3 separate regions of the Homo sapiens genome follow, and all the other regions are linked to region 3. Evidence: chromatin contacts called from ENCODE Hi-C or POLR2A ChIA-PET data. All regions are on one chromosome and are shown on one strand. The core of a region is the stretch at or near the end of the contact, and the rest is flanking DNA. Distances in the headings are between cores, read along the strand shown.

Region 1 (3,109 bases), core at 450-2,949, 250 kb after region 3:
GAGAATCGCTTCAACCAAGGGGGCGGAGGTTGCAGTGAGCTGAGATCACCTCACTGCACTCCAGCCTGGAGACAAGACGCCATCTCAAAAAAAAAAAAAAAAAAAGCGCAAAGACTTGGAGATAGACGCTTTGAGCAGTGAAGCTGGCTTCAAGTAGGATAAGGATAGACTCACATGAGTCCATGAGAGCCCTAGGCTGGTGCAGTCAGTGATGGATCACAGCTGGTTTGTGGGAAGGAGGGGCAGAGGGGAAGTAACCCAACATTTGGGGGATTTGCAGTAGTCCCAAAGGAGGACCAGGATGTAGTGTGTGGTGGCTGCATGGAATTCAGTAGCTGTGCCACAATAACTTGGGGCCTTACTGTTTGCAGACAGCATCTGTCTGGGAAGTTCAGGGTGGGAGGGTTGAAGTTATATTGGTGGTACCCAACTTTTATCCGCATATTCTTCAGCCCCCAGAGTGTGAAAGGCCGGAATGACACCTTTTACCTGACACCTGAGCCAGTGGTGGCCCCCAACAGCCCAATCTGGTACTCAGTCCAGCCTATCAGCAGAGAGCAGATGGGACAAATGCTGACGCGGATCCTGGTGATAAGAGAAATTCAGGAGGCCATCGCAGTGGCCAATGCAAGCACTATGCACTGAGATGCCTTGGCCATGGCACAAGAGAAACCAGCCAGGAAAAACCAGACAGACTTTCACACTAAAGAAGAGGCCTCCATTTTTTTTTTTCTTTTTTTTATTGGTGTAGTTACGAAGCCTTTCAGGCTGCTTCTGTTTAAAATATAAAAGAAAACTTTGCCCCCTTTGCATCTTCATAAACCTGCTGCGGCAGACTCCTCAGCCGATGGTGGCTCTGGGTTTCCTTGAGTGTCATATGTCCTAGAAAGTTGCTGGCTGACTCTTTTTTGTCTGGGGCCTGGGGAAAGGGCTTGGACTGTGAAAAGAAATGTGGCCCCTTTCCATCTTCAAGAGAGATGGAATTAATGATGGATGGACCCTGGAGGGAATCTCCCCAGCCGACTTCCACTGGGCTGACAGACTTTGCTGACCACAGGGGAACGATGTTCTTTTCTTTCTTCATGATCAGACATAAACTTAGCATCTTAATGGAAGAAAAATGAGGGGAACTTCAATTATGATTTATTAAAGACAATTTCTATTACACCCTCCTTTATGACAAGTGACATTTTAGATGTAAAAGTAAAAACTTTACCATGCCTTTTTTTTTTTTGTTGGCCTAACATTGAGGCCTTAAAACCTGAGGCTCCTGTGCCTGATGGAATTCTTGTAACATACACTTGTGTATCATATAAAGATACCACTCTGTTTCTCTTATGTATTCTTACTCTAGTTGTTTATTAAGAATGACAAGCACGTCTTTTCAACATGTTAGTGAACAACGTCTCTTTATTTTGGGGAGGAGCCCGGCGGGACAGTAGAAGTAAACCCTTGCCTGTTAATTGAACTGGCCGAGGTCCTGCGGGGAGTGTGGGGTGGGACGTGAAGTGGCAGCTCCTCAGTGACAAGGCCACTATGTGCTATACGCATGCGCTGTTTCTTCAGCGCCAGCTCCGCCCCCGCCGCAGCGAGGCGGGTAGGTTCCGCCCGCGCGCACTACGCCCTGACGTCAGCGTCGCGCGCAGCGCAGTGACGAAATCGGCTGGTTTATATTGGCGCGGCCCAGACGGCAGAGGTCTCTGCGGCGCGGTCCTCGGAGACACGCGGCGGTGTCCTGTGTTGGCCATGGCCGACTACCTGATTAGTGGGGGCACGTCCTACGTGCCAGACGACGGACTCACAGCACAGCAGCTCTTCAACTGCGGAGACGGCCTCACCTACAAGTGCGGGCCTATGGGGCTCACCTGGGCGAAGAGAGGGGCGGCACCCTGGGGAAAAGGCCAGATGGGGGCTTCCGAGAGCCGCCTTGGGCGTGGGCGTGGGGGACAGGTTTCGGGAATTGGCCACCCACCTCCGGGGCTCACTTTGAGACATCTGGAGCGGTGCTTGGGGTACGGAGAAGCATCTCAGTAGTGCTTGGAATCTCAGGCCGGAGATTCCATGCTCCAGACACATGGAATTGTCAGGGTGCCAGGAGCACTGATGACAGCTCGGTGGCAGAAAAGGTCCCCTGTACCCATTTCCACCTTGTGCTGTGCCTGTGACACACAGACTCTGTCAGTGCCACTCTCTGCTCACATGCGTTACGGGTTGATTGGTACATGGGGATGGAGTCTCATGCTGCCCTAAGCTGAGAGCTTTACTCCCAATTCACTCCCTTCCCTCGCAGTGACTTTCTCATTCTCCCTGGGTACATCGACTTCACTGCAGACCAGGTGGTGAGTATGATCAGGAATTGGGTCCTGAACATCAAGGTGAGCTAAGGTGCTACTATCACCTGGTCTCTGGGCTAACTCACCAGATTGGGCTTGGGGGTGGATTTTATAGGATCATGTTGCTTGTTAGCATGCAGGTCATACAAAAGTGCCTTTTTGTGGGGGACTCAGTAACACCTTGAGGTGTAAGGGATGCTTTCCCACACTGGTTGACGTTTGTCTCCTCAGGACCTGACTTCTGCTCTGACCAAGAAAATCACTCTTAAGACCCCACTGGTTTCCTCTCCCATGGACACAGTCACAGAGGCTGGGATGGCCATAGCAATGGCGGTGAGCCCCATGGGGTGTGGGGGAAGGAGCAAGGACTCCATCGCCTTTCCCCAAAGGCATTCAGTCCTGCTTCTTGTCACTTAGTAGTAGTCTCTTTTTATCCTGTAGCTTACAGGCGGTATTGGCTTCATCCACCACAACTGTACACCTGAATTCCAGGCCAATGAAGTTCGGAAAGTGAAGGTCAGAAGGGCAACGATCATTAGCAAGCGCTCCTGGGAATTGCACTGAGGTGGGGTGGGGTGGGAGTAGGGGTTTATTCTAATTTAGTATTCTTTCTTCCCACCATGGGGTTCAGTTACTGAGAAGACCCTGAGATTCTGTTTCTTAAAGCAGCAGCAATAGACCAGGTGTACAGTGCCTCCAGCCTACCCATGTCTCTAAGATGTGTTGGTGTGATTTGGTCTTGTGGCACTGCCAAAGGGATCGATAAGCAGAGACCC
Region 2 (3,225 bases), core at 654-3,153, 170 kb before region 3:
CTTTCCTCAACCCTTTTCTGCCTACGCAGCCAAACTGCTCTGCTCAGTTCATCAGAACACTCACTGTATTTTATTTTATTTTATTTTTTTGAAACAGAGCCTCACTCTGTTGCCCAAGCTGGAGTGCAGTGGCGCAATCTCAGCTTATTGCAACCTCCACCTTCCGGGTTTAAGAGATTCTTGTGCCTCAGCCTCTGGAGTAGCTAGGATTACAGGCATGTGCCACCACACCTGGCTAATTTTTGCATTTTTTAGTAGAGACGGGGTTTCACCATGTTGGCCAGGCTGGTCTTGAACCCCTGGCCTCAAGAGATCCACCTGCCTCAGCCTCCCAAAGTGTTGGGATTACAGGCGTGAGCCACCACGCCCAGCCTCATTCTATTTTATAGAATGAAGTGTTGCCTGATTGTGGAATCATAGATAAAAGCCAGTTAAGATCCTTAAACTAGCTGGGCACTGTGGCGTGCACCTGTAGTCTCAGCTACTCAGAAAGCTGAGATGGGAGAGTCACCTGAGCCCAGGAGTTCAAGGCTTCAGTGAGCCACTCCACTGCATTCCAGCCTGAGCGACAGAGATTCTATCTCAGAAAAAAAAAAAAAAAAGAAAGAAAAGAAAAAAGGAAAAAAAAGGAGATCCTTGCTGGGCACAGTGGCTCACGCCTGTAATCCCAACACTTTGGGAGTCCAAGACAGGTGGGTCACCTGAAGTCAGGAGTTCAAGACCAGCCTGGCCAACATGGTGAAACCCTGATTCTACTAAAAATACAAAAATTAGCCAGGTGTGGTGGCGGGTGCCTGTAATCCCAGCTACTCAGGAGGCTGTGGCAGGAGAATCATTTGAACCTGGGAGGTAGAGGTTGCAGTGACCTGAGACTGCGCCATTCCACTCCAATCTGGGCAACAAGAGCAAAATTCCATCTCAAAAAAAAAAAAAAAGCGATCCTTAAACTAAATTTGTTGTGATTTTGTTTTTGACAAGATTGGAAGATGGATTAAAAGAGACAAGATCCAGCTATATGCTGCCCCCAAGAGTCTTACTTTAAATATAAGGACACTTTGGGAAGTTGAGGTGGGCAGATTGCTTGAGCTCAGGGTTTCGAGACCAGCCTTGGCAACACCATGAAACCCAGTCTCTACAAAAAATACAAAAACTAGCTGGGTAGGGTGGCCTATGCTTGTAGTCCCAGCTATTCAGGAGGCTGAAGTGGGAGGATGGCTGAGATAGGCCACTGCACTCCAGCCTGGGCAACAGAGCCAGACCTTGTCTCAAAGAAAGAATGAATGAATGAATGAATGGCCGGGCGTGGTGGCTCACACCTGTAACCCCAGCTCTTAGGTAGGCAGAGGCAGGAGAATAGCTTGAGCCCAGGAGTTCCAGACCTGCCTGGGCAATATAGCGAGACCCCATTCTCCACCAAAAAAAAAAAAAAGACAATAAATAAATAAATGAACACAAAGAAATTATAAGAAATGGCCAGGCCCAGTGGCTCACGCCTGGCACTTTCAAAATCCTAGCACTTTGAGAGGCTGAGGCGGGCAGATCACATGAGGTCAGGAGTTCGAGACCAGCCTGGACAACATGGGGAAACCCCGTCTCTACTAAAAATACTAAAAATTAGCCAGGCGTGGTGGTGGGCGCCTGTGATCCCAGCTACTTGGGAGGCTGAGGCAGGAGAAGTGCTTGATCCCAGGAGGTGGAGGTTATAGTGAGCCGAGATCATGCCACTGCACTCCAGCCTGGGGAACAGAGCGAGACTCTGTCTCAAAGAAAAAAAGAAAAAAAAGAAAAAAATTGTAAGAAAAAATAGCTCAGAGCAGTCTGAATTATGTGTGGTGTGCAGGCACAGAGAGACTTCCGGTATGAAACTTCAGTCATGCTCCCTCCCTCAAGCCCATGCCTGGGGGCAGTTGCTTAAGGTTATTTTGGGTCAGGCACAGTGACTCATGCCTGTAATTCCAGTGCTTTGGGAGACAGAGGCAGGAGGATCCCTTGAGGCCAGGAGTTTGAGACCAGCCTGAACAACATAGTGAGCTCCTGTCTTTACGAAAAAAAGTAAAGAAAAATATTCTTGCTGTAGCCTGAGCCTGCAGTCCTAGTGCTAGTCCCAAGAGGAGTGCTTGAGCCCAGGAGTTTGAGGCTGCAGTGAGCTATGATTACACCACTACACTCCAGCCTAGGTGACAGAAGCAATAGCTTGTCTTGAAAAAAAAAGTCATTTTGTTCTTGACTGCCTCACCCATTATCTTCATGCTCCTGGAATTTGTGATATAAAGAAGCAATGGGGCCTGGGCAGGGTGGCTCACACTTGTAATCCCAGCACTTTGGGAGACTGAGACTGGAGGATTGCTTGAGTCCAGGAGACCAGCCTGGGGAACATAGTGACACCCTGTCTCAATTAAAAAAAAGAAAAAAGAAACAATATATAAGCAATCAATGGCTTATGTTATTTTAATATAAGTTATTGGTAACAACTCAGGAATTGCTTCTTCTTTCCTTTAAAAATCCACCTGTACAGCCAGCATGGTGGCTCATGCCTATAATCCCAGCACTTTGGGAGGCCGAGGCAGGCAGATCACCTGAGGTCGGGAGTTCGAGACCGGTCTGACCAAAATGGAGAAACCCCATCTCTACTAAAAATACAAAATTAGCTGGGCGTGGTGGCACATGCCTATAATCCCAGCTATTCCAGGGGCTGAGGCAGGAGAATCGCTTGAACCTGGGAGGCAGAGGATACAGTGAACTGAGATCTCGCCATTGCACTCCAGCCTGGGCAACAAGAATGAAACTTCATTTAAAAAAAAAAAAAAAAAAAGACCAGGCTGGGCTCAGTGGCTCACGCCTGTAATCCCAGCACTTTGGGAGGCTGAGGCGGGTGGACCACGAGGTCAGGAATTCAAGACCAGCCTGGCCAAGATGGTGAAACCCAATCTCTACTAAAAATATAAAAATTAGCCAGGTGTGGTGGCAAGCGCCTGTAATGCCAGCTACTCGGGAGGCTAAGGTAGAGAATTGCTTAAACCCGGGAGGCAGAGGTTGCAGTGAGAAGACATTGCGCCACTGCACTCCAGCCTGGGCAACAGAGTGAGACTCAGTCTCAAAAACAAAACAAAACAACAACAAAAAATAAATGGCTGGGCACTGTGTCTCACACCTGTAATCCCTGCACTTTGGGAGGCCGAAGGGGGCGGGATGACGAGGTCAGGAAATCGAGACCATCCTGGCCAA
Region 3 (3,075 bases), core at 225-2,724:
AGCTAGGTGTGACAGAGCTGGCTGGCATTCCTTCAGGGACCTTCATAAATGAGAAGCTCAGCTCTCCTCAGAGTTCTCTGCACAAGGCTCCTTCCATTTCCTGCTGCCTGGCAGGGGCAGCCATCCTCAGGTGGAAGGGTCTCCTCTGTGTGGATATGGCAGATCCTTGAGGGTTTTGGACAGCTAGAGAAAAGCTGGGGAAAATGGGTGATTTTTCCAAGCACTGAATGGTCTTTCCCCCTCTTGTATTTCAGACTAAAGCAGCTTATGTGCTATTTTACCAACGTCGAGATGATGAATTTTATAAGACACCTTCACTTAGCAGTTCTGGTTCCTCTGATGGAGGGACACGACCAAGCAGCTCTCAGCAGGGCTTTGGGGATGATGAGGCTTGCAGCATGGACACCAACTAATGCTGACTCCACGATCCTGCCACCCTGTAGCGCCAGTGTAATCCCCCAGGAGAACATCTTTGACACTCTGCAGACTGCTAGTGTTCTGTCTAAAAACCAGACAAGGAAATACCCTTCTTTTATGAGCAGAAGGAAACAAAAAAAAAAAAAGAAGACCGTTTACCTAGAAGAAGCTATGTCAAGAGGCTGAATTATTTTTATTTTTAAACAGGTGGTGAGAAATTTCTGTGAAACCTGTGAAGCTGAAAAGGGGGTGGGATGGGGGTACTCAATGGAGTATGTCTGATGGATCCCGAAGAATGGAGAGGAACACAGGCGCTGAGTATGGAGCAGCCTGGAGACCCACCCCACCTGCAGGGCTGCCCTGAGCGCCTGGATTTCTGGTTCTGATGCCAATACTAGTCACCCCAAGTAGTCTGCTCACAGTAACCCAAACCTCAAGTAAACTCCCCTTTCCCTCGCTATGTGCACTGATATGGGTTTATAATTTTCTGAAAGTTACCCACTGAAGCCCATTTCTCCGTTGAGTCATCTTGTAATTTCCAGCTTTCTCCCCGCTAAGGAAGATATCTAGTGTTGGGGATCCTGGCCCCTCAACCTCCTGTGGAACCCAGCAGTTCTGTTATATCCCCTGCTACCCTAGATGAATTAAGACGGTTAAATACTGTGTGGAACTTTTATTAGATAACACACTTTTTATTAGATAACGCTTAAAGGAAGTCAGTACATAAAACTGCCCGGTGCTGTGTCCCGTCTAGTTGTTTCCATGTTGGCTTGAGAACAGAAATCTTTGTGGGAGTTAGCCGGGAAAGGGCTCCAGTTCATGGCGATTTAGGGTAGTAATACATTTTGGTGTTACCCAGATGCTTTCTAGAACGGGTTCTTTCCTCATCCCTGCCAAGACTCTTCCCGGGGCCCCCATTCGAAAGCCCCGTCCCCACTCCCACCGCGGGGCCAGCCGCTGCGTGTGGGCAAGGCCTTAAGGAACCGGACGTATGGGTCCGGGATTTTTTGTCTGACCTTCAACCTAATCCGTGGGGGTTTGGGGCCTGCGCGGGGCACGCGCATGCGATGACCGTTGGATGGGTCGGCGTCACTGCGCTGCGGGTGAGGACAAGGACGTGGCTGCCGACTCGCCAAAGGGGGGGTGCCGGTAGGGCCAGCGGCCTGGGAGCCGCGGTGGGGCGGGAGGCAGCGGCGGGGCGGGCCAGGAAGCTGTGGGAAGTGGGGCGGGGCGTCTTTGGGGCTTCTGGCAGATGGCGGGTTCCTCCGCGAGAGCCGAGAACCGCCTACTCCAGGAGGAAAGCCCGAGGGTTGTGGGTCCTGCTATAGCCAGGGCCAAGCTCCAGGAAATCGTGGCCATTCAGGGGTAGTTTGCAGCCTCATTTGTAACATTATTGTGTTGTCCTGTGCATTTCCAATGCATTACATAAAGACATGGTCGCTTTTAGGAGAAATGTCTGAAAAACTAAGAAGATGCAGAAAGGAACTGACTGCAGCCATTGACCGGGCCTTTGAAGGAGTTAGTTATTCCCAGGAGTGCACAGGCCAGCAGAGGCTGGAACTGAGCGCCGCGCCGCTCTCCTTCTCGCTGCCCGTGCACAGGCTCCTCTGCAGAAGACATCCTCTGGCAGCCTGCTCTTCTGCTGCTCCTTTTGCTGCTGTCCCATGTGCTCCTGAGAATGAGAACCCTGCCTTTGCAACAAACCATGCCCCGGTAAATGCAAAACCACATGCTCTGTGCCCCGAGAGAAAACCTCTAACCAGCAAGGAAAATGTATTGATGCATTCCTCCATTTTGGCACCTGAAAGAGAGTCTTGGAGAACTGCAGGAGAGGGGGAAAACTGGAGAAAAGAAAATTTAAGGTGATTCTAATTTTGATGGTTTAACAGCTACAATTAAGGGGATTCTTGTTTCTGAAAAAGTTGTTGAAGATCCTAGATTTAGTTCATGACAGTGCTCTTGCCTCCTCTTGGCAGCTCTGTGACTGCATTTGGGGAGTTGACAGACATTCTTCAGAATCTGGCCTAGGAAACAGTTATATTTTGTGTATATGTTCCAGTTGAGGGGCTAGTTGTCAATCGTTGATGTCAAAAACCAGTCATGGAAACCACTTTGCAGTACCCAAAGGGGTAGTGGATGTAAAATAACCGGGTTTTAAAAATAACCTTATTTTTTAAGTTGCAGAAACAAAAGTCTTAATTCCATCTTAACTCCTGTGTTTGAATCTGGACACTGGGGCCTTTGATACCCTCCTTTGCCCACATTAGGGAGAGGCTTAATTGAAGGCTGGGCCCTACTTCCTGGCTTCATCTTTGCCTCTGCTCCCCGCTCTTACCCCAGATCTTTTTGGACCATCACCAGGTCTCTTCTAGACTTTTTCTTCTCCCGAGTAACTTGAAATTGCCTGGTCCCAGGCACCTTGACTTGGAGAAGGGATGAATGTATGAGATGAAACTTCAGGCCGGGCGCGGTGGCTCACACTTGTAATCCCAGCACTTTGGGAGGCCGAGGCGGGCAGATCACGAGGTCAGGAGATCGAGACCATCCTGGCTAACACGGTGAAACTCTGTCTCTACTAAAAATACAAAAAATTAGCCGGGCGTGGTGGCGGGCGCCTGTAGTCCCAGCTACTCGGGAGGCTGAGGCAGGAGAATGGCA

Evidence for each region. A loop is a pair of places that touch in the nucleus more often than their neighbours do. ChIA-PET counts read pairs that join two places held with the same protein, here RNA polymerase II (POLR2A). Pooled maps may share reads with other maps.
Region 1: a loop to region 3 is called in a map of testis, with 2.7 times the contacts of the local background. The contact joins the promoter of IMPDH2 here to the promoter of C3orf62 in region 3. A Hi-C loop is called at or near these places in 3 of 168 maps with a recorded cell type or tissue (ascending aorta, naive thymus-derived CD4-positive, alpha-beta T cell and testis) and 9 of 50 pooled maps. POLR2A ChIA-PET finds 5 or more read pairs at or near these places in 3 of 52 experiments (CD8-positive, alpha-beta memory T cell, MCF 10A and WTC11).
Region 2: a pooled map shows a loop between it and region 3 (2.9-fold over the local background). The contact joins the enhancer-like site here to the promoter of C3orf62 in region 3. A Hi-C loop is called at or near these places in 3 of 37 single-sample maps with no recorded cell type and 8 of 50 pooled maps. POLR2A ChIA-PET finds 5 or more read pairs at or near these places in 6 of 52 experiments (B cell, BJ, activated CD8-positive, alpha-beta memory T cell and 3 more).

The regions. Positions count from the first base shown.
Region 1 is chr3:49,027,988-49,031,096 of GRCh38, reverse strand. It overlaps IMPDH2 (inosine monophosphate dehydrogenase 2), which reads left to right and starts at 1,699. Exons shown (of 14, transcript NM_000884.3): 1 at 1,699-1,844; 2 at 2,291-2,339; 3 at 2,565-2,666; 4 at 2,775-2,849. The coding sequence starts at 1,747. It overlaps QRICH1 (glutamine rich 1), which reads left to right. Exons shown (of 10, transcript NM_198880.3): 10 at 453-1,390. The coding sequence ends at 645. RefSeq lists enhancers at 1,699-1,908, 1,362-1,963, 1,964-2,566.
Region 2 is chr3:49,442,874-49,446,098 of GRCh38, reverse strand. No RefSeq gene overlaps it. Among named protein-coding and RNA genes, the nearest start is that of NICN1, 15 kb to the right of the region's middle. RefSeq lists an enhancer at 1,602-1,951. Within about 2 kb of position 1,903, at least 19 of the 41 ENCODE cell types and tissues checked have a DNase peak (open chromatin) inside an H3K27ac peak, as active enhancers do; they include B cell, where a contact is called at or near this core.
Region 3 is chr3:49,275,631-49,278,705 of GRCh38, reverse strand. C3orf62 (chromosome 3 open reading frame 62) reads left to right here and starts at 1,474. Exons shown (of 3, transcript NM_198562.3): 1 at 1,474-2,279. The coding sequence starts at 1,834. It overlaps USP4 (ubiquitin specific peptidase 4), which reads left to right. Exons shown (of 22, transcript NM_003363.4): 22 at 255-1,562. The coding sequence ends at 413. RefSeq lists a silencer at 1,451-1,650 and an enhancer at 1,791-1,860.